Linked DNA regions of Homo sapiens: regions 2 and 3 are each linked to region 1. The links are chromatin loops, found by intact Hi-C in ENCODE. Cell type or tissue: GM12878. All regions are shown on one strand. Each heading gives the region's core, and the rest is flanking DNA. Links, peaks and the distances in the headings are about the cores only.

The links. Hi-C counts contacts between places; a loop is a spot of excess contacts. Peaks named below come from ENCODE experiments on the same cell type or tissue, not always from the same donor. Only the 100,000 strongest peaks of a DNase experiment are listed, where the experiment ranks them.
Region 2: it touches region 1 in a loop (8-fold over the local background); 101 of 110 quality-filtered maps call a loop at or near these places.
Region 3: it touches region 1 in a loop (11-fold over the local background); 69 of 110 quality-filtered maps call a loop at or near these places.

The regions. Positions count from the first base shown.
Region 1 is chr15:74,767,409-74,777,748 of GRCh38, forward strand. No RefSeq gene overlaps it. Among named protein-coding and RNA genes, the nearest start is that of CSK, 9.5 kb to the right of the region's middle. RefSeq lists enhancers at 1-703, 3,868-4,583, 4,584-5,297, 6,254-6,831, 7,931-8,040 and 1 more. In GM12878, for the core only: a CTCF peak has its summit at 3,829 (motif pointing right); no DNase peak of the experiment used is centred there; H3K27ac peaks cover 330 bases.
Region 2 is chr15:74,945,347-74,955,686 of GRCh38, forward strand. RPP25 (ribonuclease P/MRP subunit p25) reads right to left here. Exons shown (of 1, transcript NM_017793.3): 1 at 9,072-10,340. Among named protein-coding and RNA genes, the nearest start is that of RPP25, 6.3 kb to the right of the region's middle. RefSeq lists enhancers at 5,341-5,390, 9,242-10,175, 10,176-10,340. In GM12878, for the core only: a CTCF peak has its summit at 5,213 (motif pointing left); a DNase peak (open chromatin) is centred at 5,195.
Region 3 is chr15:74,828,752-74,839,091 of GRCh38, forward strand. ULK3 (unc-51 like kinase 3) reads right to left here. Exons shown (of 16, transcript NM_001099436.4): 9 at 10,259-10,299; 10 at 9,892-9,994; 11 at 9,689-9,753; 12 at 9,515-9,593; 13 at 9,401-9,441; 14 at 9,000-9,047; 15 at 8,618-8,684; 16 at 7,367-8,493. The coding sequence ends at 8,477. It overlaps CPLX3 (complexin 3), which reads left to right. Exons shown (of 3, transcript NM_001030005.3): 3 at 1,379-3,051. The coding sequence ends at 1,603. It overlaps LOC105370897 (a long non-coding RNA gene), which reads left to right. Exons shown (of 2, transcript XR_932478.1): 1 at 1-137; 2 at 367-950. Among named protein-coding and RNA genes, the nearest start is that of MIR6882, 6.8 kb to the right of the region's middle. RefSeq lists an enhancer at 7,046-7,115 and a silencer at 7,715-8,291. In GM12878, for the core only: CTCF peaks have their summits at 6,691 (motif pointing left) and 8,913 (motif pointing right); no DNase peak of the experiment used is centred there.

The DNA.
Region 1 (10,340 bases), core at 1,889-6,888:
ATAACCCAAATTTAGAGATGGAGAGACAGAGGTTCAGAGAGGGAAGATGGCTTCTTCAGGAAAGCAGAAGAGCCAGAACTGAAACCTAGATCTTTTTGGCTCTATGAACTCAGAGGTATTTCAGGTATGCATTTGGGGACCTTTTGCAAGATTGTAAAGACCAGGACGGGAAGGAAAGGGCCACCCTCCGGGGGCTTTTCTTTTCCTGGGAAGAAGGTCTTCTTTCCAGGAAGGTGGTGTACGGGCAAGGCTGAAAACCCAGCCTTCATTCTGCCAGGCCAGTCCCCTCCTAGTCCCTGCTGCCCCAGGGCTGCAGAATCCTATCCTGGCTCCTGCCAGGCTCCCCTGCAGCTGGGCAAACAGGCAGTGGGTGGGACTCGGTATAATTTCCTCCTTGCCCGCCTGGGGTCTGCTAGGCTCTGGCTGAGCTCTCTGGCCTCTGCCCTGCACCCCCAACTTGGAGCCCAAAGGGGGTCATGGGTCTTTCTGCCCTGTGTCCCCAGGGATGCACCCGATGAGTTTGAGAAGGGGCTGCCTTCTCACCCAGAGAGAGGTGAGGCCATCCCCTCACCCAGAGAGGGGCTCCAGGCCCCACTCCAAGGGAGAGTCAGAACTTCCCGGTGCCTACAGGCGCACTGTGCTAAACCAGTGTGAGCATCCTGCGCTGATAATGCTACATGCATAAGCTGCGGATGCACAGGGGCTCAGACTCAGGGGACTGTGGGGAGTCCTGGCAGCCACATATACATCGGGCTCACCCCTGTAGCACCCCATCTAGAAAAGCCCATCCAGAGCCAGAAGGGGCTTCTGGGGATGGTTCCTGGAAGGGCTGGGTTCTGCTGTTCTCTGAGTGACCAATCCACCCATTCTTTCCAGAAATGGTCCTATCCCATCTCCTTCCCCTCCAGCCGCTCTCGGTTCCCTGCCCTCATCCACCCAGGATGTCACTGGGCCTGCTGCGAGTGGCTGCCCGGGGAAAAGGCCAGGAGCTCTGCAATGAGCCTGTAATCCCAGCACTTTGGGAGGCTGAAGTGGGTAGATACGCACTACACACAAGCCAGCACCAGGTTCCTCCCACCCAGGGGATGACAGAGGAGCTCCAGCTCACCACCGTGCCTCAAGTCCCCTGCTTAACTGTCCTATGTGAGCTCAGGGCCGCCCTCTGGGGGCTTTTCTTTTATTTATTTATTTATTTATTTATTTATTTATTTATTTATACTTTAAGTTTTAGGGTACATGTGCACAATGTGCGGGGCTCCCTTCCTCCCAGCAGCCATGCTGTCACGTGCTCCTTGCCCCGGAGAGGCAGGAATCTGTCCCGAAATGTCGAGCTGAAACGCTTCCTGGACGCTTGCTACAACCGTGGTCTTCAAATTCTACTAAATTTTTCCAGTGGCAGGATTCACTGTTGAAAGGAAAGCTTCCCACCTTGCCTGTTCCTCCTAACCCCAAAAAAGTCGGGCTTGTGATCTATGGGGAGAAGAATAGCCCCCGCCCCACACCCATCTGATGCCCAATTCTTCCCAATCCATCAGCCCCCAGCCCTGTCCTCATGTCAGGATCTGCCCGCGTCACTCTCCCCAGCCAAGAACTGGAGCCGAAAATGCAGTGTAGGCTGCCCCCTCGTGGGCAGTTAGAGAAACACATGTTTCTCATAGCTGCTAGCCTTTACCCACTGTCTTGGGGACCCCACCCCAAATAAAAAGGCAACCTAAGGAATAAGCGACTTTGTTTTGCAAATACAACTTCAAGACAAGTCTCAAGTCAGTCCTATGCAGAAATTCTAGAGAAGCCACTAAGAGTGGCCAGAGGACAGCCCCCCACTTCCTCTCATTCCCCAGCCTGGTCCTCATAGACCCACCTGGAGTAGAAATTCCTCGTGCAGGCCAGGCGTGCTGGCTCACACCTATAATCCCAGCACTTTGGGAGGCTGAGGCGAGCTGATCACATGAGGTCAGGAGTTCGAGGCCAGCCTGGCCAACAGGGTAAAACCCCGTCTCTACTAAAACTACAAAAAAAAAAAAAAAAAATAGCCAGGTATGGTGGCAGGCACCTTTAATCCCAGCTACTCAGTAGGCTGAGGCAGGAGAATCGCTTGAACCCAGGAGGCAGAGGTTGCAGTGAGCCAAGATCACGCCACTACACTCCAGGCAGGGTGACAGAGCAAGACTCCATCTCAAAAAAACAAAACAAAACAAAAAAAACACCAATTCCTCATCTAACTCCCTGCCAGGAGTTCAACTTCTGTTCTCATACTTTTAAGAACAGAGAGCTCACTACCCTCAAGGCTGATTCATTATATTTTCTGTGCTGGGGCACTGGGAACACTGATGGTGCAGATCCATTTGTAACCTCCTGGGACTCTCACATTGCTCACTTAGCTGGAGCAACAGGTGAGAAAACGAGGGTTGCAGGTGTGCCAAAGGCACAGGGATGAGAGCGGCCAGTTCTTCACGGACCTACACCTCCACCTGCCTCTTCTCAGGGATCTTATATTCAAAGGGATTAAATTCCAGGATCTTGGAGATGGCTGCAGTCCAGCTGCCCCCTTGCTTCTGCTTTCACTTGAGAATCAGCCGAAGTTCCCCGAGCACCTGCTCCATGCCAGGTCCCTCCTGGCACTTTGTCCCACTTAGTCCTTAAAGCTCGCTGTGATAGCGATGTGCTAATGCCCACTGGGCAGATGGGGACAGAGGCGCAGGAGGTCACTTGCCCAGGATGACACCTCTAGTCATTTGCGGAGTTGGATCTGGCCTCAAGCTTGCTGGTGGCTCTTGGAGCCCATGCAGAAGTGACTGGGGCAACACATGACACTCCAACTTGGCATTCCCCTCAAAGGGCCTGGACCAAGCCAAAAGCTGCGGAGAAGGCTCAGGGCAGACTGTGAAGTCAGGAGTTTGACCCCAGCCTGCTATGTCATGCTCCTCCTTCCTGGCCCTGCCTCCACCTGTGCCCTATCTCTGCCTCCCACCTCAAGGTCCAGGACTGTTGCAACCAGACCCTCCTACCCCAACCATGTCCAGCAGGAGATGGTCCCTGCACCAGAAGCTTCTGAAGGTCTACATGGAGGGCTGGCAGGCAGAAGGCAAACATCTCCCCCAACTTGCAGCCCTTCACTGCCGAGCAAACCTAGGACCTGGGGCCTGGGGTCTCTGCAGCTGCCATCTGGTGACCTCCTCATGGGGCAGGAAAAAGAGTTCAGGCTCTGGGGTGGTTCTGTAAATCACCCTCTGTGGGTCTCCCTTGCCCTACAGTTAAGATCTAGATGCTACTGTTTTCCTTGAAGGAAGATGATCAAATGAGAGCAAATGTGCAAACACCCAGCACACAGTAGGTGTTCAACAAAGTGTGCCTTCCTACCTGTCCTCACTTTGCTCTTATTACTCAGGAAAATCTGAGGATGTCAGCAACACTGAGGCCAATCCAGGATCCCCAGGGGCCAGCGTGGTGGTGGCCTTCAAATCAGGGAGCAGCCCACGGTAGGGGGCCCTGTGGGGTCCCAGCAGCCATATGCTGATCTGGCTCACCCACCCCCCAGCACCTCCTCTAGAAAAGTTATTCCACAGCCAAATGGGGCCCCTTCCAGCTCCCTGCCCTCATCCACCCAGGACCTGCCCTGTGATGCTCGCAATCGGGAACAGTCAGCTCTGGCTCCAGCCCTAGGTAAGCCTGGGACATGGTCCTCCCAGGAGCCAAACGGCTCATCTTTCCCAGAGCAGACATGCGCCTGCTCTCCAGGCGTGCCTCTGAGCCTGCCCGACAGGGCAGTGTGACCTTGCCTGCCTCTCTGTCGCTCTCTCATTCCTTCCCCTTGAGCTCTGTGTTGTGGCCACCAGGAGGCGCTGTTCCCCCTCAGACCCGAGTAGACCAACAGCCCAGCGCCACCAGAGACCAGACTGGATTCTAGATTTTCTCTTTTTTTTTGAGATGGAGTCTCGCTCTGTCGCCCAGGCTGGAGTGCAGTGGCATAATCTCCGCTCACTGCAACCTCCACCTCCTGGGTTCAAGCGATTTTCCTGCCTCAGTCTCTGAGTAGCTGGGACTACAGGCGTGCACTATCACGCCTGGCTAATTTTTTGTATTTTTAGTAGAGACAGGGTTTCACCACGTTGGCCAGGCTGGTCTTAAACTCCTGAGCTCAAGTGATCCGCCCACCTCGGCCTCCCAAAGTGCTGGGATTACAGGCGTGAGCCACCAAGCCAGGCCTGAATTCTAGATTCTGAAAGAGGCAGGAGGCGAGTAATCACCCAGAGTGCAAGGGAAGACAATGGCCTTTGTCTAATTGCTGTGAATCTGGCACTTCAAACGCAAGACCTGACCTCATCTTCCCACCCGCCATGATGGGGGTGGGGTCAGGGGGCACCAGTCAGGCTTCTAAGTCACAAACAACAGAGACTGACCTCCAGCTAACATTAGCAGAAAATAAATGCCCCGCTCACAAAGACAGAGAACCAAGCTGGGAATAGGGCAGTCACCCAGGGAAAGTAAGGGCTCCAGTGCGGCTGGAACAGGGCACTGCCAGCAAACATCATCTCCCTGGGCCCCAGTCACACATCCTGGCCCTAGCCGGCCTGACTCATCCCAAGCTTTGGTCCTGTCTCCCCAACATCTATCCTCACTCATTCAGCAAAGCGGGGGGTGGAGGTGGGTGTCAGCACCCGCGCCAGGCCCCACGCAAGGGGCTGGCTCCCAGCAGCCCACCTGGTGGGCCTCCTCAGTGAGCTGCCAAACACACTGCTGGCTGGTCACTTGGTGGAGACAGGCATTGAGAGCTGGCTACACCACCAGCTGCAGAGGACTTGGAGTCGCTGAGGGCTGCAGGCTGCAGGAGGCAACCTGGCTGCGGGGTGAGGGTGGGAATCTTTAGGGGATAAGAACTGGCCCCAGGCTGGGCGCGGTGGCTCACTCCTGTAATCCCAACACTTTGGGAGGCCAACACAGACAGATCATGAGGTCAAGAGATCGAGACGATCCCGGCCAACATGGTGAAACCCCGTCTCTACTAAAAATACAAAAATTAGCTGGGCGTGGTGGCATGCACCTGTAGTCCCAGCTACTCGGGAGGATGAGGTAGGAGGATTGCTTGAGCCCAGGAGGCAGAGGTTGCAGTGAGCTGATATCGCACCACTGTACTCCAGCCTGGGTGACAGAGCAAGACCCTGTCTCAGAAAAAAAAAAAAAGGATCGGCCCTGGGTTCGGTGGCTCACACCGTAATCCCAGCACTTTGGGAGGGCGAGGCAGGTGGATCACTTGAGGTCAGGATTTCTCAAGACCAGCCCGGCCAACATGGTGAAACCCCATCTCTACTGAAAATACAAAAATTAGCCAGGCATAGTGGCACACGCCTGTAGTCCCAGCTACTCAGGAGGCTAAGGCAGGAGAATCACTTGAACCTGGGAGATGGAGCTTGCAGGGAGCCAAGATCGCTCTACTACACTCCAGCCTGGGCGACAAAGTGAGACTCTGTCTCAAAATAAAAGAAAAAAAAGAAAAGAAGGAACTGACCCTGGCTGGAGGGAGAGGTGACTGGGACCTCCCGGGGCTACCTCAATGTCAGGAGAGCACTCCTGGAGACCCAAAGCTTCCAGTTAGGGATTCAAGAAGATAGACTGGGGCGCGGGCAATAGGGATGCAGGCAAGGAGCTTCTCCTTGGAACGGGAGCCCTGAGACCCCCGGGGGAAAATCTGGTCACTCACGTATTCATTCAGCACACATTTATGGCTACAGGCTCTGTGCCTTCCCATGGAGAGACAGAAGAAAGGGAGCCAGTCCCTGTCCTCACGGAGCTCACCTCACCCAAACACACACTCTCTAGAAGGAAATTCTGGGGGTCTTACGGGCCAAAAGGAAGGGGCATTTCCCTCCAGGTCCTCTGGAGTCCCCTGACAAAGGGCCCTCCAGGCCTCATCCCTGACTCACTGGGGCTTCCAAAGTCTCCTCCGGCTCAGGGAGTATCTATCCCTGGCCCCAGCCCCCAGCCCAGTTCCACCCCACCCCCAATCAGGCAAGGAGGTCTTTCAAAAGCTCCTCTGATCTCTGACAGGGACAATGTTGGCACACAGGTTTCTTCACAGGTGTAACACCTGGGCGGGGGCATTTGCATGGGTTTTGCAAAAGCTGGGCCTGAGGCTCACCAGTGCCCAGTTGCTCTCTCTTCCCAGCCCTCGCAGAGCAGACCTCCTGCTCCTTCTCACCTGCCCCACCTTGGGCCAGGTCTCTAACCTTTGCACTGCAGAGAACCCCAGGGCCTCTTTTCCTGCTTTCGCCCAAAGAGTTCCCAGGAGGAAAGCCAGAACAGTGCCAACTGCGGCTTCCAGTCAGCAAGGCAGAGCCTGGGGACTATTGGGTTCAGCACAAAAGTGACCCCTGACAGCATTGAGGGAGATATGTCAGCCTGCTGTGAGCCCAGGACTCCAGGTGGGAACCAGGTAGCTCTGGCTCTGCCCAATTCCAGCTGCTCCAGTGCCTGGAAGGTAGTAAACACGCCCTCAATATTTAGTGAATGGATGAATGAGGGTTTTCAATTCATCAGCCATTGCGAAACTGTAGGCCTAGGAACAGACAAAAGGCCTGGCCCTACCCTTGGAAAGCCCGACTGAACCCAGCAGGGGAGAGCCAGAACTACAAAGCCTGTTTCAGGAGTGAGAGAAAAAATATTCATCTAACTGCCGTGGTGTGAAAGTCTGCCTTGTGTCAAAGAACCCTGCTAAGCAAGCAACTTTACATCATCTCGGTTTAGCATAAGTCCCCTGTGACATGGGTCCTCTCAGTCCCACTTTAGAGATGAGGAAACTGAGGCTCAGAAAGGTTCAGTGACTTTTGCTTAAGGTCACAAGGCTGGGATGGGGTGCAGCCAGGACTCCAACCTGGAAGACTTTGTAATAAATTGAGCAAGAATGATGTGGTGGCATCCCGGGTCCCTTTTCCCCCAGCTGGGATCTGGTGACTGTGTCCTCCTTAAATCCCTCTTTAGTTTTCTTATCTGCAAATAGAAGTAATAATAATATCTACATTGTAAAGAGATTGGGAGGATCAAATGAAACTTAAGACATGTAGAATAGCCAGGCAGGCCCCTGTAGTCCCAGCTACTCTGAGAGGCTGAGGCAGAAGGATTGCTTGAGCCTAGAAGCTCCAAAACCATCCTAGGCACATAGGGAGACCCTTTCTCAAAAAAAAAGTAAACAGCAGGGTGCGGTGGCTCACACCTGTAATCCCAGCACTTTGGGAGGCCAAGGCAGGTGGATCACTTGAGCTCAGGAGCTCCAGACCAGCCTGGCCAAGATGGCGAAACCCTGTCTCTACTAAAAATACAAAAATTAGCTGGGTGTGATGGCACGCATGTGCCTGTGGTCCCAGCTACTTGCTGGGAGGCTGAGGTGGGAGAATCACTTGAACCCAGGGTGGGGGGAGGGGGGTGGCAGTGGAGGTTGCAGGAGATGAGATCGCACCACTGCACTACAGCCTGGGCAACAGAGCAAGACTCTGTCTCAAAAACAAACAAACAAAAAGACACGTAAAATGCTTAGAATGATGCTAGCACATGCAACACCTACATTAGCATTGCCTATTATTATTATTATTAATTGAAATTCATATCACTTATTCATTCAACAAACGTTTGAGTACCAGGATTCAGCCTCCAGCAGCCGATCAGGACACAAATACGAAGTGGGTAGTCAGTGCTATAATACTAAGAAGTGGGCCAGTGAGGGACAATAGCAGAGGGGAGGCTTCCAGCCTTGGGATGTGGGAAGAGGTCATCAAAGCTTCCCGAGGACAGCCAGTCAATTCTCCAACCAGAAGCAGAAGTAATATTTTTAACATGCAAATCTGATCAGCTGAGGCTGTGGTGAACCCTCAAATAGCATGGGGGCGGGGCCCCGATGCCCTAAGGATGAAGTCCAAAGACTCCCCTATTCCACAGGGGATCCTACAGGCTCTGGCCATTTGCGCCTCTGCTTCCAAGGCTCTGACCCCATCCCATCCTGGCCTGTTTTCCTTTTGCCCAAAGCTCAATCCCTTCCAGTTCCAGGGCCTCTGCTCCTGTTGCCCCCTCTGCCAGGCCCCCAGGCACCACCTCTCCTCCTGCAGGGTCTGAGTGCTCAGGTGAGGAGAGGTCTCTGCTCCGCACTCACACTGCACTTGCACAATCCTCTGGGAACTTGCCTCGCCTTGTTGAACACCTCTGCCCCCACAAGACAGAACATTCCAAGAAGATAGGGACCCAGGAGGAGGGAATCGTGTGCGTGGGGGAGGCGCTGGGACAGCCTGCAGGGATCCCAGGCACCTTGGCGAACTCTTGTCATAGACTTGGCTCTGGATCTGCCCTCTCTAGGGAGATATCAAACCAGGAAGCCCAGGACCCAAAACCTTTGCGATCAGGGGTCTGCCAGTTAACCCCTGAGTGCTGGCTGCCTCAGGCCCCGAGGGTGGGGTCCTCCAGTTCCCAGTGGCCTCTCAGTTGGGTCACCACCACACCACTCAAGCCACCAAGCCAACAAATCAAGACTTCTACCATCATCGCGACGGGAAACAAAAACTAACTTCTCAGGAAATCCTCTTGGAGCAAACTGGTGCAGTGGAGAGAGCTGACCTTGGTCTGACATGAAAAGCGGTTGTGCATAGTAAGTGCTCAATAAATATTAGCTGCTATTATCAATGATAATAATAAAGTACCTGGCACATAGTAGGTGTTCAGTAAATGATAGTTCTCTGGTCCCAGGGGGACAGAAATTAGAGGCAGTCAGCAGCCCCTCCCCACCTTACTCCCAAGGTCCTCCACTTGTACACAGGGATTCAGACCTATGGATCACCAAATCCAAACCCTTCAGTTGCTAGGTAGGGAAACAGGCCTAGAGGAGAAGGACTGGCCCAAAGTAAGAAGCAGTGTCGGCCGGACGCGGTGGCTCACACCTGTAATCCCAATACTTTGGGAGGCCAAGGCGGGCGGATCACAAGTTCAGGAGTTCAAGACCAGCCTGGCCAATATGGTAAAACCCCATCTCTACTAAAAATACAAAAATTAGCCGGGTGTGGTGGTGGCGCCTGTAATCCCAGCTACTCGGGAGGCTGAGGCAGGAGAATTGCTTGGACCTGGGAGGCAGAGGTTGCAGTGAGCCGAGATCACACCATGCACTCCAGACTGGGCGACAAAGCGAGACTCCATCTCAAAAAAAAAAAAAAAAGAAGCAGTGTCTGTCCCTAGAACCTGGGTCTCCTGGGCCAATGCCTCATCCTCATAATAAACTTTCCAGCCTTAGGAGGGAGGTTTTCAGTGCCTAGATTCAGGCAGACATGTTTCCTCCAAAGGACAGCTTTGGAAGGATGGGAGCTCAGGCCTTCTCAGGAGGGCGAGAGGGGTTATTGGGAAGGCCAAGGTTTATCTCTGCAGGAGGAAGTCTCAGCTGCTTGACTTGATGGAATCCCCAAGAGCCTGCTCTCCCGCAGGTCAGGCAGGAAGGGGCAGAGGTCACAGGGGAGGCCTGTCCTGGCCCCTGGTTCCCTGAGTCTTTGCTATCTGTGGGCCTCAGCTGGCACTCAGCCAACAGGCCCCTGGCATTAAGATGACAAGGGCTACTGTGGCCTCTTGGCTTCTCCCTGTTTCTCCCTAGAGACACTCAGCCCCAGCACTGGCCGGATCTCCCTGGCCACCTTCCCTGAAGGCCCCTTTCCCCCTACTTTCATGTCTCAACCCATCCCCACAGCTCAGTGAGACCCTGCACCCTGCACCCTGCACCTTGGATTCATGCCAGGCCTGAGTGACCCACGGCCCATGCCTTTTCTGCTTGGTCCCATTGCCTCACGGGTGCCCCCAAGTTCTGCTTCCTGTCTGTGCCACCGTTAAGCCTCTTTCCTAGTGATGACTCCCGCGACAGCCTCTTTCCGGAGGAGGCGCATTCCTTAAGGGCCTGGTGGGGATGGTGATGACAGGGCCAAAGGACAGCTCCCAAAGCTGGAAAGCCAGCCACTGCGGGGGGCCTGGAGGTGCTGTCAGCAAGGGAAGCTGCCCGGCCCCTCTTGCTAGCAGCCAACTCAGCCTGAGCACCTGCTCTGCAGGAAATAGAAGGGGACTTTGCTGGAAATCTGCCTTTAATCTTGGCTTCCTGTTTTCTGCCCTGGGGGACTGCCCAGACGGTCTGAGTTTCAAGCTATTTCACACCAGCTTCTCTAAACTGTCATCTCTGTGCAAAGAGGCTGGGGGAGGGGAGGAGGCTGGGTGGAGAGAGGAGCGGCCCTTCCCTTCCCAGGGGACCCCATAAGGGTATAAATGCACATACATGTGCATAAGCTCTGGACTGCTGGAGGCCAACCCAACTTTGCATGGAGCTATCCCATTTG
Region 2 (10,340 bases), core at 2,810-7,809, 180 kb after region 1:
TTTTTTCCCCCCACAGGCTGGAGTGCAATGACTCGACCTCGGTTCACCACAACCCCCACCTCCTGGGTTCAAGTAATTCTCCTGCCTCAGCCTCCCAAGTAGCTGGGATTACAGGCATCTGCCACCATGACCAGCTAATTTTGTATTTGTAGCAGACACGGTGTTTCTCTATGTTGGCCAGGCTCGTCTCAAACTCCTGACCTCAGGTGATCCGCCCACCTTGGCCTCCCAAAGTGCTGGGATTACAGGCATGAGCCACCGCGTCTGGCCAAGAACTCATTCTTGCAATAATGGCACTGGTCCATTCATGAGGGTAGAGCCCTCATGACCTAAAAACCTCTTAAGGGTTCCACCTCCCAACACCAACACAATGACAATTAAATTTCGAGATTAGTTTGATTTTTTGTTTCTTTGTCTTGTTTTTTTTAGAGACAGGGTCTCACTCTGTTGCCCAGGCTGGAGAGTAGTGACATGACCATAGGTCACTGCAGCTTCGAACTCCTGGGCTTAAGTGATCCTCCTGCCTCAGCCTCCTAAGTAGCTGGGACTACAGGTGAACACTACTACACCTGGACAATTTTTTGGACAGGGTCTTGCTATGTTGCCAGGCCGACCTTGGACTTCTGGGCTCAAGCAATCCTCCCACCTCAGTCTCCCAAAGTGCTGGGATTATGGACCACATCCAGCCCAGTTGTTTCTTGTGAGTGGCTTATAAATAGACATCTTTTTTCCCTGTTTTCACATGGTCTTTCGTCTGTGTGAACACGTCTGTATCCTATATCCTAATGCCTTTTTTTTTCTTGAGATGGAGTCTCACTCTGTCGCCCAAGCTGGAGTGCAGTGGCATGATCTCAGCTCACTGCAAGCTCCGCCTCCTGGGTTCACGCCATTCTCCTGCCTCAGCCTCCCAAGTAGCTGGGACTACAGGCGCCTGCCACCATGCCTGGCTAATTTTTTTGTATTTTTAGTAGAGACAGGGTTTCACCGTGTTAGCCAGGATGGTCTCGATCTCCTGACCTCGTGATCCGCCTGCCTCGGCCTCCCAAAGTGCTGGGATTACAGGCGTGAGCCACCGCGCCCTGCCTGCTTTTTATTTTTTAAGAGACTGGGTCTGGCTATTTTGCCCAGGCTGGTGTTGAACTCCTGGACTCAAGTGATCCTCCTGCCTCAGCCTCCCCAGTAGCTGGGACTACAGGTTGCGACACCAACCCAGGCTGTGGCAGTTATTTAACAGTGTTTCTCTCCAGAAACATGTTCAAACCATTACTGAAGGTGAAAAGCAAAAGAAGGGGATTTAATTTTGTGTCTCTCTTACCACTGTAAATGTGGCTACATAACATCTCAGAGAATAAACAATCTTGATGAACCATCAAAATCAGCTGAAGATCTTATTACAATGTGTATTCCCAGGTCCCTCCTGGGAGAATCTGATCCTGTTGGTTTAGAGTTTAGCCCAGGTAATCTGTTTTTTGTTTGTTTGTTTCGTTTTCTTTTTTGGTTTTTTGTTTTTGTTTTGCTTTTGAGATGGAGTTTCCCTCTGTTGCCCAGGCTGGACTGGGGTGGCATGATCTCTGCTCACTGCAACCTCCGCCTCCCTGGTTCAAACGATTCTCCTGCCTCAACCTCCCAAGTAGCTGGGACTACAGGCGGCTGCCAGCACACCCGGCTAATTTTTGTATTTTTAGTAGAGTCAGAATTTCGCCGTGTTGGCCAGGCTGGTCTCTCACTCCTGACCTCAAGTGATTCGCCCACCTTGGCCTCCCCAAAGTTCTGAGATTTTAGGCGTGAGCTACCACACCTGGCTTGTTTTTGTTTTTTTGAGAGGGAGTCTAGTTTTGTGCCCAGGCTGGAGTGCAGTGGGCGATCTTGGCTCACTGCAACCTCTGCCTCCCGGGTTCAAGTGATTCTCCTGTCTCAGCCTCCCAAGTAGTTGGGACTACAGACACTGGCCACCATGCCCAGCTAATTTTTTTTTTTGTATTTTTAGTAGAGATAGGGTTTCATCATGTTAGCCAGGCTGCTCTCAAACTCCTAGCTTCAGGTGATCTGCCTACCTCGGCCTCCCAAAGTATTGGGATTACAGGCGTGAGCCATTGTGCTGGCTTTTTTTTTTTTTTTGACACGGTCTTGTTCTGTCACCTAGACTGGAGTGCAGTAGTGTGAACATGGCTCACTGCAGCCTTTAACCCCTGGGCTCAAGGAGTCCTCCTGTCTCAGCCTTCCCAGTAGCTGAGACTACAGGTGCATACCACTATGCCCAGTTAATTTTTGAAATCCGTAATCTGTTTTGTTTTGTTTTTTTTTTTTTAACATGGAGTCTCACTCTGTTGCCCAGGCTGGAGTGCAGTGGTGCGATCTCAGCCTACTGCACCCTCCACCTCCTGGGTTCAAGCAATCCTCCCACCTCAGCCTCCTGAGTAGCTGGGATTACAGGCCCACGCCACCAAGTCCCAGCTAATTTTTGTATTTTTAGTAATGATGGGTTTTCACCATGTTGGCCAGGTTGAACTCCTGACCTCAAGTGATCCGCCCACCTTGGCCTTCCAAAGTGCTGGGATTACAGGCATGAGCCACCAAGCTCGGCCAGTAATCCGTATTTTTACACTTGATTTTAGCCAAAAGGTGGAGAAGTGATAGTAATCTGTATTTTTAATAACTGTCCAAAGCGATCCTGACAATGAGCCAAGGTTGAGAGTTCCGGTAGTATTATCTCCCTTTTCTCCACAGCAATCTGGTTTATTTTGCAAACAAGAAAACTGAGGCTCAGAGAAGAATTAACTTGCCCAAAGCCTCAATCATACTGACTTCCTCCAAAGCCTATGATCTCTTCCATACAACATCAGACATAACGTTTGTTGGCACAAGGCTGCAAAGTAGAGACCTTCCCACCACGCAGGGCTGGAAATTCTGGTAACAGGGGCCTTGGCAAACAACCCACATTCCTCTTCCCTATTCCCACTGAAGGCTGTGAGAACACTTGTTGGATTAGAGTCCTAGCTGCCATAATGAAGTACTACAGGCTGGGTGGCTTAAAACCCAGAGGAGGCCGGGCGCGGTGGCTCACACCTGTAATCCCAGAACTTTGGGAGGCCGAGGTGGGCAGATCACCTGAGGTCAGGAGTTCGAGACCAGCCTGGCCAACATGGTGAAACCCCATCTCTACTACAAATACAAAAATTAGCTGGGCGTGGTGGCAGGTGCCTGTAATCCCAGCTACTCAGGAGGCTGAGGCAGGAGAATCACCTGAACCTGGGAGTGGAGGTTGCAGTGAACCAAGATCGCGCCATTTTACTCCAGCCTGGGCAACAAAAGCGAAACTCCATCGCAGAAAAAGAAAAGAAAAAAGCATAGAGAAAAAAAATTATTGTCTAACAGTTCTGGAGATTAGAAGTCTGAGATCAAGTGGGGCAGGGCCATGCTCTCTGAAGACTCTAGGGAAGTATCTGTTCCATGCCTTTCTCTTAGCTTCTGTCATTTGCAACCTTCCTTGGCTTGCAGGTGTATAAATCCAACCTCTGCCTCCATATTCACATGGTATTCTTCCCTCTGTGTAATCAATCTCTGTCTCTTCTCTATTTTATAAGGATTCCTCATTGAATTAAATTGTATTGGATTAAGGGCCCATTTTACTTAATATGACCTCATCCTAATTTCTTAATTTAGATCTTTATTAAATCTGCTGAATCTCTTTTCTTTTTCTTTTTTTGAGACAGAATTTCGCTCTTGTTCCCCAGGCTGGAGTGCAATGGCTTGACCTTGGCTCACTGCAACCTCCACCTCCCAGGTTCAAGGGATTCTCCTGCCTCAGCTTCCCGAGTAGCTGGAATTACAGGCATGCACCACCATGCCCGGCTAATTTTGTATTTTTAGTAGAGACAGGGTTTCTCCATGTTGGTTAGGCGGGTCTCGAACTCCCAGCCTCAGGTGATCCACCCGCCTCGGCCTCCCAAAGTGCTAGGATTACAGGCGTGAGCCACCGTGCCCAGCCTTTTTTCCTTTTTTTTTTTCGAGACAGAGTCTCACTGTCACCCAGGCTGGAGTGCAGTAGCACAATCTGGTGGCTCACTGCAACTTCCACCTCCTGGGTTCAAGTCATTCTCCTGCCTTAGCCTCTTGAATAGCTGGGATTACAGGCATAAGTTACCACGCCTGGCCAATTTTTGTATTTTTGAAGAGATGGGGTTTCACAATGTTGGCCAGGCTGGTCTCAAACTCCTGACCTCAGGTGATCCACCTGCCTCGGCCTTCCAAAGTGCTGGGATTGATTACAGGCATGAGCCACCATGCCAAGCCAGAGTTTCCAAATAAGGTATCAGGGATTAGGACTTCAACATGTCTTGGTGGGGGGGCACGAAATTCAATTCATAGCACCTATAATATTCAGGTGTCAGAAACAACACTGGAATCCTCAAGCTGAATATACAAACCCAATTGCCATGGTGACCCTAGCTTCTCCAAAGGCAGGGGTACCCAAGGGCTCAGATGGGATGAGAAGCTGTGGAAGAGATAGGGGCAGCTTTGGCCATTGGTTGGATGGTTAAGAATTGTAATGTGACATCAGAACAGTTCAGAAACCTGGCTCAGAAAGTCTTTTGTTGGTTTGAAAGAGTGGAGTGATCATGGCTCACTGCAGACTGGACCTCCCAGACTCAAGCAATCCTCCCACCTCAGTCTCCTGAGTAACTGAACTGCAGGCACACACCACCACATCCAACTATTTAATTTTTTTTTTTTTTTTTTTTTTTTTTTTTTGTAGAGATGGTATCTCACTATGTTGCCAGGGCTAGACTCGGAACTCCTGGGCTCAAGTGATCAGCGCTCCTACCTTGGCCTCCCAAAATGCTGAGATTACAGGCATGACCCACTGTGCCTGGCCAGCGGCAAGTCCATTCAATCAACAACTCTCTAAGAGCTTCTCATGTGCCAGGAGCTGGGCAAGGAGCAAGGCAGGCAGGATCCAGTCAATCACGGGCTCATGGGTTAGTAGGGTGACCAATAGCCAAAAGATAAGACTAATGAGGACACACTTATAAACCAGTATCTGTGCTCTGAAAGGAAGAAACTTGATGCCTTTGAGGAGACCCTCCTGTGGCTGCATTTTCCTCCTCTTTCATTCTCCTTCCCTTCCTTCCTTTCCTTTGCCTTTCTAACTACCATTCTCTTGGAGACCTGCGAGTGTTTCAACATCTCAGTGAAATAGAGGGACGAGAGCATCACCTAGTGGTCAGTGTGGGCATAGCAATGACCAAAACTGAACTAATCAGCTTGGGAGATGAAGGGCAAGGGGTGGTGGGGGTAGGCAGTGTGTGTGTCTGGCCCAGGTATGCACCTAACAGTGAAGTGAATACACTCTGGCAGATTCATGGCAATGGACAACAGCTCTTAAAGATTTACCAATTTGAAGCTGGGTACTCCCACCTCCCACAAAAAATAATCACTCCATTGTTTGGTCCTGACATAGCACGTCCCCTGGGGTGCCAGAAAGGCAGACCAAGTCCTGGCCAGGCAGGGTTAATGCTCAAGGAGAACCCTCCCATTTCCTGGCTGTAATAGCAGTGAAATCCTACCTAGCCTGGGTAGCTCTCACATCTGCTCCCATCTCCCTCCGCATTGCCGATGTCTCATCTCTTATCCCTGCATTGTCTCTAGGGTCTAATCAGACCCCCTTCCAATCCACTCCCACTTACACAGGTGTCAGAGGGATCCTTCTCAAACACCAGTCAGATCTGGGCTCAGAGCACTCCCTGGCTCCCAGTGGCTCCCTCACTTCCCTGTGACCTGGCTCCCACCGGCTCCCTCACTTCCCTGTGACCTGGCTCCCACCTAGCACTCTAGTTCACCTGCATCTCTACACGTTACCCTCTGCCATCTCCTCTATCCATCAGACACCTGTGGCAGCCTCAGCATCATACACACCCGCTCTCTATGCTCTGCCTGGAGCTCCCTGTCCAGTCTTGGTCAGCTGGCTAACTCCTGATCCTTGGAGAACCAGCTCCATCAGCACCTCTGGGCAAGGTAAGTTCCCCTTCTCAGAGCTCCCATCTTCTATCATCACACTGTGCTAGATGGGCCCAGGCTGGAGTGCGATGGCACATCTCAGCTCACTGCAACCTCCACCTCCTGGGTTCAAGCGATTCTCCTGCCTCAGCCTCCCAAGTAGGTGGGATCACAGGCGCCCGCCACCATGCCCGGCTAATTTTGTATTCATCATATTGGTCAGGCTGGTCTCAAGCTCCTGACCTCAGGTGACCCCCCCCCCCCCGTCTCTGCCTCCCAAAGTGCTGGGATTACAGGCGTGAGTCACCACACCTGGCCAAGACTCGGCCCTCTTTGAGGTACAGTGTCTGATTATGCTGTGATTCTATACCCAGCCCCAGCCCATTTCTAGACTGGGTCCCGGTACAACAGTGAACACTTGTTGAATGAATGAAGGCTCAGGTGGAAGTCCATCACTCATTCGACCATGAGCTCTGGGCCTTGCATTATATACTTTTATGTTTCCAAATGGATTTTGTTTTTGTGACCTAAGTTTTCTAGGTGTGAGACTTCACTGCCGCTCCTAGTCTGGAAGTATCCCAAGGCGGGGCCAAGGCAAGCACCAGGCTGGGTCCAGGAAGCTCCTGGGTAGAGACCACTATTGGAAAAATGGGGTTTCACAAGAGGGACTCTCCCACTCTGCCACTAGTCGGCTCCTGAAATGGGCCTTGTCTCTGAGGTGCTCCCCTAGCCACCCCTCCCTTTATCCCAGGACTTCTGAGGTTCCCACTTCAGCCTTGGTGGTGGGGAGCGGGTAGAGGAACATCTGTCACCTTCTTTTGGAGCCTGCTCCTAGGTCAGTGGGGCCAGAAATCAGTAGGGCAGAGATGGAGTGCTCATGCGTGCTGGGTTCCATTGGTGAGTCAGCACACCTACTGAAAGCCTGGGAACCAAACTTGCCGGGGTGGGGCGGGAGTGCAGAAAAGAAAGTGTTTCATGACCTGCTTGGGGGAAGGTTAATGCTCTGATGCTGGATAAACATGTTCCTCTCTTCTCTACCCCCCAGGATAGGTTTCTGGGCTGGAAGGGAACTTTTCTGACCCATCAAGAGAAATCCACTGCAGGCCGGGGGCAGTGGCTCACCCCTATAATCCCAGCACTTTGGGAGGCCGAGGCGGGTGGATCAGTTGAGGTCAGGAGTTCAAGACCAGCCTGGCTAACACGGTGAAACCCCGTTTCTAATAAAAATACAAAAATTAGCTGCTCATGGTTGCCCACGACTGTAATCCCAGCTACTCAGGAGGCTAAGGCTGGAGGATTGCTTGAACCTGGGAGGCGGAGGCGGCAGTGAGCCAAGACTGTGCCACTGCACTCCAGCCTGGGCAACAGAGTGAGACTCCGTCTCAAAATAAAAAATAAAATAAAAAAATAAAAAGAGTCCGGGAGCAGTGACTCATGCCTGTAATCCCAGCACTCCAGGAGGCTGAGGCGGGTGGATCACCTGAGGTCAGGAGTTTGAGACCAGCCTGGCCAACATGGTGAAACCCCATCTCTACTAATAATAAAAAAATTAGCCGGGCGTGGTAGTGCACACCTATAATCCCAGCTACTCCGGAGGCTGAGGCAGGAGAATCACTTGAACCTGGGAGGCAGAGGTTGCGGTGAGCTGAGATTGTGCCATTGCACTACAGCCGGGCGAAAAAATATATATATATATAAAATCGTGGTGGCTCACACCTCTAATCCCAGCACTTTGGGAAGCCAAGGCAGGTGGATCACAAGGTCAAGAGATTGAGACCATCCTGGCCAACATGGTGAAATGCCGTCTCTACTAAAAATACAAAAATTAGCTGGGCGTGGTGGCACATGCCTGTAATCCCAGCTACTTGGGAGGCTGAGGCAGAAGAATCGCTTAAACCCAGGAGGTGGAGGTTGCAGTGAGCTGAGATTGCACCACTGCACTCCAGCCTAGTGACAGAGCAAGACTCCTTCTCAAAATAATAATAATAATAATTAAAATAAAAAAAATAAAAAAGAGAGGCCGGGTGTGGTGGCTCATGCCTGTAATCCCAGCACTGTGGGAGGCCGAGGCGGGTGGATCACCTGAGATCAGGTGTTTGAGACCAGCCTGGCCAACATGGTGAGACCCCTTCTCTACTAAAAATACAAAAACTAGCCGAGTGTGGGGATACACGCCTGTAATCCCAGCTACTCAGGAGGCTGAGGCAGGAGAATCGCTTGAACCCAGGAGGCAGAGGTTGCAGTGAGCCGAGATCGCACCACAGCACTCCAGCCCGGGCGACAGAGAGATACTCCGTTTCAAAAAAAATAATAAAAAAAAATCCATTGCAGCCTTATCTCCGTGACAAGACTAGCAGACCCTGCTTTCTTTTTTTTTTTTTCGAGACGGAGTCTCACACTGTCGCCCAGGCTGGAGTGCAGTGATGCAATCTCGGCTCACTGCAACCTCCGCCTCCCAGGTTCAAGCGATTCTCCTGCCTCAGCCTCCTGAGTAGCTGGGATTACAGGCGCCCGCCACCATGCCTGACTAATTTTTGTATTTTTAGTGGAGACGGGGTTTCACCATGTTGGCCAGGCTGGTCTCAAGCTCCTGACCTCGTGATTTGCCCGCCTTGGCCCCCCAAAGTGCTGGGATTACAGGATTACAGGCATGAACCACCATGCCCGGCCTCAGGCCCTGCTTTCATAGTCCTGGTAACCCGGCTATCAGTCACTTGTTGTCTTGGAAAGTTGGACCCTTTTCAGAACCAAGACCAGTCTCCCTTAAGCTTCTACCATGCAGGACCTTGTCCAAGTTTTATCACTGCCTTTAGATGCTGAAGTCCAGGAGAAGCTAGGCCATCTTGTCAGGACAGTTTACATTCTTTCCATGCTTCTTGGGCCACCCCTGAGAGGGTCAGACAAGCAAACCCAAACCCCTTGGCCCTCTCCAGGGACTCATCAAGAGCAGGAATTTGGGGAGAGCAACGAGGGACAAAGTCTGGATGACAAAGCTCACTCCAAAGCTCAAGCAGAGATACTGCAGGGGAGGGAAACCTCCCTAAGAGCCCCTCCAGTCAGCCACAGAACGTATCTCTTGTCACCAGCAGGATTTATTTCAGGGTTCTGCCAGCAAAATGACTTATAAATACATTCTTCCGCATCTCCCCCTTTCCAGGGGTGCTGCTGAGTTGCATGGGATGAGATCTGCTTCTGAGATCCTGGGGCTGTATGCCACCCCCAACTCACCAGAGCTCTTCCAGCACACAGCAGCACCCCCACCCCCCAGCTGGCTTGGAGTTGGGCAGAGAAGCTTATGAGGCTGTTATCTCTCAACAGACAGCTGTGCAGGGCTGGAGGCAGCAGCTTATCAGGAGGCCTGCAGTGATTCACAGCCCAAGACCCAGCTTCTCTGCTGAATAGTAATTTCCAGCAGTGGATTTGTGCTCAGTCTCTCTCCTCCCCCTTTCCCAAGGGTGTGCTGTCCTTTCTCAGAGAGAGGGCAGTGAAGGGGAGATCCTACCCACAGAGCTGGGGGCTTTGTGCCAGCCTTCTGGGTAAGGTTCAGTTTATTGTCTGGAGGCTGCAGATTCAGGGACCTCAGCAGGGTCTGCCACCCTTTGCAGTGACCTCCAGGAGAGTTCATCGATGCTGTCCTTCCACTCCTTCCTTCCCCTCCCAGAAAAACAATGTGCCGCTCCCTTTCCCTTAGTGGCGATGTACAGGGGTACACGGGCCCCCATTTGCAACAGCCTCTGAGGCCAGGGCCAGCCCGGGAGGGCGGAGTGGGGGAGGAGAGAGGAAGAAGCCAGGGACTGGGCAGTGCCTTGCACCATTTTGAAGCTGTTCAGTCTCTGTGCCTGACCCTGAAGACTCCAAAGACTCAGGACGCAAGGCTGGAGGGGAGGGGAGACACAAGGGGCCAGGCGAGAGCTGTCTCTGCACAGGCGGGTGGTTAGAAAAAAAATGGGGGACACAGCCATTTTTGTGCTTGTTTTATTGGAAGCAAGACTCCAGCCAGCTGCAGGGCTCAGGGGAGGAGGCCTGGAGAGTTCAGTCCTGGGTCTCCCTCTGGGCCAGCAGGGGGAAAAGGGGTGTTAAAAGAGCTAGAACCCTCAGAGATGCTCCTCTGAAGCAGGGGAAAGAAAACTAGAAAGGAAAACTGTCCCAGGGCGGGGAGCGGAATAGGGCCCCCACATCTCAGACTCTCCTACCCTCAAGCAGTTAATTCTCACCCCCTGCCTTCCTCTGTCAACGGTGGGGGTGATTCCAATAACTCTTCTCAGCTTCCATACTTCAGGTGCTCTTCGTGAATGCTGGGTGGCTTTAACCCTTGGGGGTCCCAAACAAGTTTCCAGAATCCC
Region 3 (10,340 bases), core at 4,414-9,413, 64 kb after region 1:
CCCAGGCTGCTTTCCAGAGTATGGAGTCTGCCCGTAGAGAGCCAAGTACCCCCTTGGCCGGCCAAGCAGCCAGAGAGTATATCTCAGGAGATCCCTGCCCCCACGCTCCCCTGGGCAGTGCACCACCAGATGGGCGTGTAAGTGTGCTGCTCCTGTTGTCTAAGGAGGGGAATGAAGCACAAATCTCTCCCAGAATATCACCCTAGTGCATCCAGAACTGTGCTGGACTCAGGGGAAAACAGCACAGGGCTATAGCGCTCCTGATTTTGATCTTCCACTTGAATTGAATGACCAAATATATGAACATCACATTCACTCATTCAACAAATATTTACTGAGTCCCCAGCTGCTTCTGACTCCCCACAGGGCACCAATCTTTTGGAAATCTGTCACGGGGAAAAACCGGTCCAGAAAGCCTGCCTCACTGCAAACTCTTCTAGGAATAAAATCATTCCTCAGATGCTTGCGCTAGGCATATAAGAGACACCTGCCATCAGCAAAGTCAGAGTTGAGCAGAAGAGCCAAGACTTGGATGCAACTGAGTAGGACATAAGGCGCCCCCCAGAAGAATAGTGAAGGGCAATGGTCATCGTAGGTGCCATGCAAAAAAACACAGATGTTGGAATCAGTGACATAGGTTTGAATCTAGCTCCCCAACATCCTGCCTGTGTGATCTTGGATAATTTAAGTTACTTAAGTTACTTAAGTTAGTTAAGTAACTTAAATTTAAAGTAAGTTACTTAAATCCTGTAAGCCTCAATTTCCTTATTTGTGAAGTGGAAATAACAATACCTACCTACCTCACAGGGTTATTGTGAGAATTAAAAGCACCCAGCTCAACGTCTGCCATGTAATAGATATAATAGATGTTTGATAAATGGTACCCATCACTATTTTTGGTTACACCCTTAAGCATAACAAGAGTCAAAACATGACTTAGCTGACTGTAACAGTGTGACTCATAGGTATTTTCATTTTGTCTTTACTCACTGTGCTGGTCCTTCAGCATCTCAGAGTGAAATAAGGTAATATAAAAAGGTCTCCATGTCCAGGCATCAAACGCTTGATCCTGGGATGTGGGGGTGGGAGCTGAGCTCACTGGAACATGGGGCTCAAGAATCTAAGGGGCCGGGCACAGTGGCTCATTCCTGTATTCCCCCGGCACTTTGGGAGGCCAAGGTGGGCATATCACTTGAGCCCAGGAGTTTGAGACCAGCGTGGGCAACATAGGGAGACCTCGTCTCTACAAAAAAAAAAAAAAAGAAAAAATAGAATCTAGGGGCCTGGAACCCAGTCCAAGCCTCCTCCCTGTCCTCTCAACTCTGGGTCCTCACAGACTTCCACTCCACCCCACCCCCTCTTCCCCTCTTCCCTTCAGAACGAGACAGATGAGAGCCAGATCCAGATGGCAGGTGGAGACGTGGAGCTGCCCCGGGAGCTGGCCAAGATGATCGAGGAGGACACAGAGGAGGAGGAGGAGAAGGCCTCAGTCCTTGGGCAGCTGGCCAGCCTTCCTGGCTTGAACCTGGGCTCACTCAAGGACAAGGCCCAGGCCACACTGGGGGATCTCAAGCAATCAGCTGAGAAGTGTCACGTCATGTGACCACTTCCCCGGGGTTACCCACTGGGCTGGGCCCCCATGAGGGCTAAGAGTGTGTCAACTTCCAGGGACCCATACTCCATTTGGGGCTTTGTTTCCCTTGCCCCATCCTAGTTCCAAGACCTTTCCCATCCATGCCCCAAGCCTATCTTCTGGTTTCTTCCTCTCCGCTGGGAGTAAAGTCCCCATCTTCACTCTACCCTTCAGGACCCTCCCCACCAGCTCAGCCTGTGGAGGCCTCCCAAGATTGTAGGAATAGGCCCATCCCTCTCTGGCCATGGCCCCAAGTTCCTGCACACAGGAGCACCCACAGAGAGACACACACAGGACACAAAACCCCTGGCACGTTCAGAGACAGAAGCCACAGATACATCCCGGCACAGACAGACACACACGAGGCCAGCTCCCTTGCGTGTCCAGCCCCTCCAGACACCACCACTCAGAAACTCTGAGAGAGAGCATGGGCAGACACCCTCAGCAGACAGGAGGCCTGAGTTCCAGTCTCCACCTTTATTGTTCTTGAAAGCCCCTGCTCTCTCTGAGCCTTATTTCATCATCTGTAAAATGGGAATGTCCTGAATGACTTCTAAGGCTCTTTCTGGCTTGAACTGTCAGAGCCAAGCCCACATCCCTCCTTGGGCAGGGCAGCAGCTGCTGCCACAGCCTCCAGCGGCTGCCACTGTGGGCTCTGGGAGCCGGAGCGATGCTGTGTGAGAGGCAGAGTGCCAAGGATGAAGCTGGCACTGAACAGTAAGCGGCTCCAGGCCTCCTCTGGGCCCAGGGCCCAGCCAATTTCTGTTCTGTTCCTGTAGAACGCTCTCTGGATTCCATAGCTGGAATCTCCTCTCTTAGCTCAGTGAAAAATAAAAATCCCAAATGGTGTGCCTACCTTCCCACTTCTTACTGGCTTCCAGGAGTCTTGGAGTTCATAGCCCCCCGAGCCTGCCTTAAAGGGGTGTCCTCCACCCCCCACCTACAGCTTCACAGGAGGGGAGAAGGCATCCAGTGCTAGGAGTAGAAGTGTCTCCAGCTCTGTTCTCTTGGGGCCCTGGGTGAAGGTGGGGTCTGGGGCTTATGAAATAGGTCTGGGCTTTGAGGAGGATGGAGCAGCCTCATTATGTGGGGAAGATGGGGCCTCTGGGGCGTCACTGAGACCACAGGTGGGGCCGGGGCTGGACCGCAGCTGTCTTGGGTGCCTGTGCCTACACCCCTCCTCACCCTAGAGACGGAAGATGTGCAAAAAGAAAGAAGGAAGGGCAACTGCATTCCAGCCCCACACTGTGATGACTTTGAGCCTGTCCTTTCCCTCCTTGAGCCTGTCTTGCTTGTCCCCTGTAAAATGAACAGTCCCCCTCTCCCCCAAATAGTAATAATACATGTTTCAAAGGGTGACCATTTATAAAGCATATGACAAACCATATCAATAAATGTAACTCATTCTTTTAAAAAAATGAAGAGCCCAGATCTCATCCCGCTCACCTGTGGCAGGGGCTGAGGGGCAGGGGTCAGGGGAGGTTTAAGAAACCAGCCAGGAAGCTCCCCAAGCAGGTCGCCCCAGGGGCCTGGGCAGGAGGAAGGTGCTATGGGGCCAACCCTAGGTGCCCCACCCCGAGGTCCAGGGCCCGGCCTGTAGGGAAGCCAGCCAAGGTTCACAGGCAGGAGCGGCTGTCTGAGGATTGGGTTTCAAGGGCAAAGTTTCCATGAGGTCTCCTTTGTAAAATAAAAACAAGGCATATACAACCTGTACAGGAGATCATGCGGGGCTGGAAGAGAGGAGACAGGGCAGGGAGAGACACAGGCCCAGCCCTGGAGTCTGCTGCTGAAGCTGTCACTCTTGGTCTCACTCTCCTGAGTGTCCCCAGGGAATGGGCCTGGGCCTCTGAGCTGCTCCTGGGCTGCCCCCAGGCCAGGGCCTCCTCCTGACCTTCTCAGAGCTGGAGGAGACCCAAGCCAGAGCCCCAAGCCGGGTAGGGGGGTCATGGGCTGCCTCCGCAGCATCAGCAGCAAGGCCCACGTCAGCACTCCGCCCTCCGGGGCCTTCTGCCTAATGGGATTCGACAGACCCCTTCCCCCTCAGTGCTTCGCAGGGCCGAGAAGGAGAGGCAGGGGTGGTGGGCAGTGGGGGCTGGGGAACTTGCACTCGCTGAACCCTGTCAAAGCAAGGCTGGTTGGAACCTGGATTAAAGGTCGGGAGAGGGGTGAGCCCCCACATTAGTTTCCCCTTCACCCTGGGAGCGGAACTCCAAGAAGCCCTGACCAGTTTGCACTATCCCTGGAATGGGGTGGAGGAGGCTGTGGGGCTCAGATAGAGATGGACAATGAGGGTAGGCTGAGGGGTCCCTGGCTCTGTTGGGCATGCCTGGCCTCCCTTCTTCCTTCCCCCTCCCCATCAGCCCTGCAATCTGGGTCTCTGTCAGTCTGCACCCCTCTCACCTGTGTGCCCTCATGCCCTGCTGCTCTGCTGGCTCAGTGCCTGTCCTGTATCTGCCCGCAGCTGGGGGCTGACTTGGCCCAACTGGAGCTCTTCTGCACCTGCCCCCCAACTCCCAAGCCCTCGAGCCCTGAATACATCAACTACTACTCTCTTCCCAAGCTGTTCCCACCCTCTCTTATTTAGACAATCCAATGTCTAACTAGGATATTTACATATTTGTCCTGTGACTGGTCCACCCACCTGGTGTGATGTGAGGGCCACAGAGTCATTTGCCACCAAAACTTCCCATTTCACCCTCTGCCTAGAACCCCGTTAGTACCCCGTAGTTAGGACTCTGATGTTTCAGGCCTGCTCCTTCCTTCCCTCCCTCCCTCCTTTTCCCCTTTCCTTTCTCCTTCATACCCTTGCAGGCAGTCTGAGCATACAGGAAATGTTAAAAGGTAGTTAAGAGAGCCCCTCCAACTTCCCCAAACCCCTTCAGCAGGAGGGAAGAGGCAGAGATGGTTGCCTGTCCCACCACCTTTCACCCTCAGGGGCTCTGGTTCCACAATGCAGATTTCAGGGAAACCCTGCCCAAGGAGCCTGCAGTCCCCTGCTCCTACCTTCTACCCACCCGGACAGCTCAGGCCCAGTTGCCAGCAGGAAGAGGGTGCCAAGAGAACAAGTGACTTTCCCAAGGCCAGCTGGTCCCCAGGAAGGAACTGGGGAGGGTGACCAGGGTTTGCAGCATGGAGGATCTCCTCTTCCCTCAACAGCCAGATGGTTCCTCCTCAGACACCGGAGGCCCCAGGCAGGCGCTAAGGACACCTGGGACATGCTTGTTAGCTGAGCCGAGCTGCTGACATTGCCTGTTGACCCAGCTGACACTCAGCCGTGAGGCTGGAGCTTCTGTCCTCTATCCCACAGACCTGAGGTGGGGCTGGGGGTGTAGTTACAGGGTCCACTGCCATGCCTCCAACCCAATGCCTGCCAGGCAGAGCTGTCCCCAGAGGCCATTTGAGGTTTGAGATCAGGGGAGCAGCAGCAGCACTGAGGCAGCCTCAGCCTCATTCAGCAGGAGCTGCGCCTGCATGTGTGCTCATGAGCGTGTGTGTGGGGCCTGCGGGGGTTTGTGAGCCTGCACACGGCTGTCTTGTGTCTGTGGGATCTGCTGTGTGTAGGTGTAGTATGAGTTCCTCTGGGGAAGCTGTCATTGGTGTGCTCCTTCCCTTGGGCCCCAGCCTCGGTGTTGGGCCATTGCCCTTTCAGGGAGGGCTGGGACAGCAACCCGGCCTCTGGGGACAAAAGCCCTTCTAGATGACCTTCCGCAGGAACAAAGGTCCTATGTCCTTTCCCACATCCCAGGTAAAGAGGGTAAAGAAGGGCCAGCTGGACACCTGGGTCCCTCTATCTGCTTCTGAGGCCCATCTGCATCTTCCAGGGCTGGCCCCGTGGGAGAAGGCTTGGGTGCTTCCCCCAGCTTGGCCCAGGGCTGGCTCTGTGCTTGGGTGACTGGGATGGAGGTAGGAGGACAGGGCAGTCCCCTGAACGTTGCTAGGAGGTAGCCATCCTGCTTTGGGCACCTACAGAGTGTTGAAAGTGAGAGGCAAAAACAACTCTGCCTCCTCTGAAGGAAAACATGACCTTTAGAAAGTGGATCTGCGCATTTCCTACAGGCCTCTGCCGTTAGAAGCAAGCCCTGCCCCCCTCGCCCCAGCCTCCGGACTGCGCTGCCTCCCTGCTTGGCAGGCGGCTTGGACACAGGACCAACCTAGAGACCATCTAGATGTTTTATTCAAGAAGGGCCCCTTCCCAGGGGCTCCTCCAGCAGCCTCAGTCCCCAGGCCTTTCGAGTACTGAATCCTCCCTGTGGGGGCCCACTGCTCTCCACACCTACCTGCCTAAGAACTTCAGGCCTCTGTTCTCAGCCAGCCAATATAGTGATCACAAATAAGCAACTGGAGTCGATGGGCCAACCCTTTCTCTATTGCCCTTCAATTCTCTCTAGTCTTCCATCTCGTCTTTCATTTCCACTCTTCCTCCCATCTTCTTTTTTTTTTTTTTTTTAAGACAGAGTCTCGCTGTCACCAGGCTGGAATGCAGTGGCCCGATCTTGGCTCACTGCAACCTCCGCCTCCCAGGTTCAAGTGATTCTCCTGCCTCAGCCTTCCGAGTAGCTGGGACTACACGCGCCCACCACCACGCCCGGCTAATTTTTATATTTTCAGTAGAGATGGGGTCTCACCATGTTGGCCAGGCTGGTCTCCATCTCCTGACCTCGTGATCCACCCGCCTTGGCCTCCCAAAGTGCTGGGATTACAGGTGTGAGCCACCGCACCCAGCCCCTCCCATCTTCTCAATTCATCCACTCAACCAGGTCCATTCATTCCCCTCCTGTTCCCTCACTTTATATATTGAGGCTTTTTTGTCTGGCCCATTTCCAGAGATAATCTGAAGTACCTTTCTCTCCTTAGATCTGAAAGTCACATTTTATTGTATTCTTACTGTATGCCATGCCCATGTGCAACATCTCATTACACATGGGGCCCTTATCCTCAACCTCATTCTATGAAGAAATAGGCTCATCGATGGATCCTAAACTTCAAGGCCAAGTAGCAGAGCCAGAATTCTAGCAGTTCCTCCTGCCCTCTGGGACACTGCTCCACACTGCCCCCCGATGGCCAGGCCAGGGGCTTCAGGGAGAATAGTTCCCAGGGTCTGTTCCCATCCAGGTATGGGAAACCCTGGGATGACTGAGCAACCCGGGGGCATGGGTAAGTCTAAGGAACTGCTCCCCTGCTGGCTGCCAGGGGATGTGCTCCCCTCCTACTCCCAACAAGTGCTGATCAGATTGACACCTGGGGTGTACGTGGGGTTGGGGGAAGGCCAGGGTACAGAGCCTGCTGGAAATGGAGACCCTGGGGGCTGGGTGTGAGCATGATACCTCAAAACATGCCCTTTCCTCCAGTCCAGCTCACTGCTCCCTCAGTGGCCCAGGGTAAGGGAGGGAAGGAAGCCAAGAGATCCTGTCTGGGGTGAGACAGTGTGCGGTGTGGAGGGCAGAGCATGGTGGAAGATTGCACTCCTGGAGCTGAGCCTTCCCAGCTCCCAGGCCTGTGCTCCTCTCCCCACCGGTCGCCTGGGTGTGGGCAGCAATGACCCTGGTCAGCCCTTCTCCTGGATCTCTGGGGGCTGAGGGCAGATGTGGCTATCATTCTCAGCATTCCCCTCCATCTCGCGACCTCTCCGGCCCTACCTCAGCTTCCGCAGCTTTTGCTGCAGTCCTTCTTGCCCCAGCCTGTGGGCAGCGGCCACCTCTCCTGTCGTTCTTAAGGCAAGAAGAGACGCGCAAATAGAGAAAATAATTTAATAGAGAAACAATGAATGATACTCTTTACACTCAGCCTCCTGCAGGGAGGACAGACAGCTCTTGCCCAAGGAAGCATTTAAGGGCAGAAGGGCTACAAATCACCAACACCCGCTGATTATTTAAAAGAAACTCTCAAATACATTCTTTTCCAGGTTAAATTCACTTTGTCCTCATAAGTGCCCATGCTGTGGGCTGTGAAGGTATCAGCCCCATTGAAGAGATGGGGAGACCCAGGCCCAGAAAGGGGAAAGAGCTTGCCCAGGGCTCCACGGCGGCAGGGCAGGCCTAGAAGTGGGTGGCCTAGAGGGCACTGGGTCAGACTGTCTCCAAGCCTCCCTCTCCCTGTCCCAGGCTCAAACTCCAGCACAAGGCCCGCGCTGTGGCTAGTGTGGGGCCCAGAGGGAACGGAGGTGGGAGAGATGAGGACCAAGGAACCCTCCTGAGTGCTCCCTAGGCCAGGGCAGGAACAAGGCTTGGGCTTCTTAAACCCCAAAAGATCCAGCTTTCATGCTTGAGGGATTAACCTAAAGTACCAAGATGGCGGGCAGGTGTGAGTTCCCAGAAAGACTGGTGGGTTCTGTGGGGCTGAGTGCATACTGTGGGGAGGGTGGTCCCTGAGGGGTGTTGGAGTGCCCCATTCCAGTGCAAAGAGGAGCTGAGTTGGAATAAGGGGTCCCGGGAAGGGCAGGCCAGGGGCACAGCTGCCTGCTGGCAGGGCGAGGGCAAGCACAGAAGTACCCTGCGGGGGCCCCTTGCCCTCTTCTCGGAGCCAAAAATGATAGAGGGCTGCATGCCCCAAAACGGACAGGCACAGGACCCAGTAACCACCGAGTAACAAAGGTCTCATGAAAGAAGTGCTGTTCTCCCAGAGTCCTGCCCTCCCCTCCAGTATACAGCACAGCCATCAAACCATCTGTGGGGTGCAGAGTAACCTGAGGGAGGCTGGGGACTCTGGGATATGGGGGTCTCAGCACTGTCCATCCAAGAAGCCTGCTCGCCAGGGCTGCAGTGGGCCACTTCATTCTTGGCGTCAGCCTGGGTTAGTGCCCCTCTGCTCCAGATGGCTCACATCTGTCCAATCATTCTTCTAGGGTCACTGAAGGGTGCAAGCTACGGGGGTGAGGGGGACAATGGGGGAGGGTCAGTCTCAGGTCTTTGGTAAGGGAGGCAGAACCCAGGGCCCCCAGCCCTCACCCCTCCTTGGATGGAGGATCGACCCCAGGGCAGGACTCACAGCTACGAACAGATTCCGACAGTCCCTCTTTGTCCAGGGTGTCAGCTTCCCAGCGAGATTCCCTCATCTGTGGGATGTGAAGGCAGCACAAGGGATGAGAGGCAGACACACGAGCCACAGCGCAGTGCCGAGCAAGTGAGAGAGTGAAGGACGGGGACACGAGCCACAGCGCAGTGCCGAGCAAGTGAGAGAGTGAAGGACGGGGACACGAGCCACAGCGCAGTGCCGAGCAAGAGAGAGAGTGAAGGGCAGATACAGGGACAGGGAGGCCTGCAGAGGAGGCGAGAGAGCAGACATACACCAGCAGGGGGGGACGACAGCCACAAGCAGAGAGCAACAGAACCCACAGACCCTAGCCCCAGCGTGGCCCCCATGTGCCCACCTTGACCTGCTCCTTCAAGTATTCAGCTCGGGCCATGAGGTTCTGAACCTGCCAAGGAAAGATATGCCCTTGGGTGTGGGGGAGAGTGGCGGGGGGTGGGGTTTCAAAGGGAACTCCTCCTCACCCCTGATGCTCTCCAGAACCCTCTGCCCCATCAGAACAACTTGCCTCCTGAGTCCCTTATCTGCTCCTTCCTCCAGGAAGCCTTCCCAGACTTTTTGCTGCTGGGTTCCCAGATCCCCCACTGCCCTGTCTGAGCACCCCAGCCCTATGGTTTGACTTCCAGACTTGGAACACCCTGACAGTGGGACATTCCAGAGGGAACCCAAAGAGGTCCCCACAGGTAAGAGCAGAGAAAGGGGAAGAGGAAGCCCCCCAACCCTCTCAAGCTCAGTGGGCACCTCAGTGTGAAGCAGCTCCCGCCTCCGGCCCGGGGGCTCCGCTGTAAAGAGAGGGTGTGTGGTGAGGACAGGGTGGCCAGAGGCCCTGTGGGGGGCATAAATGGGGGCCCTCACCTGCCAGCAACAGCAGTAGCTCCCCCAGGCTGTGCTGGTACAGGTCCAGGGCATCCTGCTCCCCGCCGGCGGCCTCCTCCTGCAGCCACAAGGACACCAGGCTGCTTAGGGTCATGGCCTGGGTATCTCCCTGCCCTGCCCCGACCCACCTGGACCCCTCCCACTGGCACAAACCTTGGCCATGGCAGCTGAAGCCACTTCCAGGGCAGCTAGGAGGCGTGGCTTGTCCCGGGCCATCTCTGAGATGAGGGGAAAGGCTCAGGGTGAGGGAAGCAACCTGCCTGTTCGCTGCAGGATGCCTCTCCCCACCCGCCTCCCCCTCAGGCTGTGGGGAGGTTTGCTGGGGGCCCTGGGGTCAGCCAGAAACCGGAGTCTACCTCTGAGCAGGTCTCGGGCAGAGGTCCCCTGCCTCAGCAGGGCCTGATTGGAAGAGGAGACGATGGCCTTGAGCTCCTCAGCCCGGGACACGTACTGCCCCACCTGTAGCAGGGAAAGGGCCTGAGGAGGGGCTGTCTCACCAGCTACCCTTGCCAGAACCCACCTCCAAGTTCTCCCTTTGCATTGTTAGTGACTGCCTCAAGCTATAAACATGTCAGGGGGCAAATGTGGCTGGCCTGACCCATTCCCAGCTCTGTGTTGCAGGAGAGGAAGTTCCAATTCTAAGAGAGCCATTCCCCAGAGGCCCCCGAGATCTCCGGGCCTTACCCCCTGCCCCCCCACTTCCTCATGGGGACTCTCACCCACCTTTGCCTTAATTGCCTCCTTCCGCTGGGCATCCACTTCATCTGCAGAAAGTGAGGTCATATGAGGAGTCTGGGCGAACCCC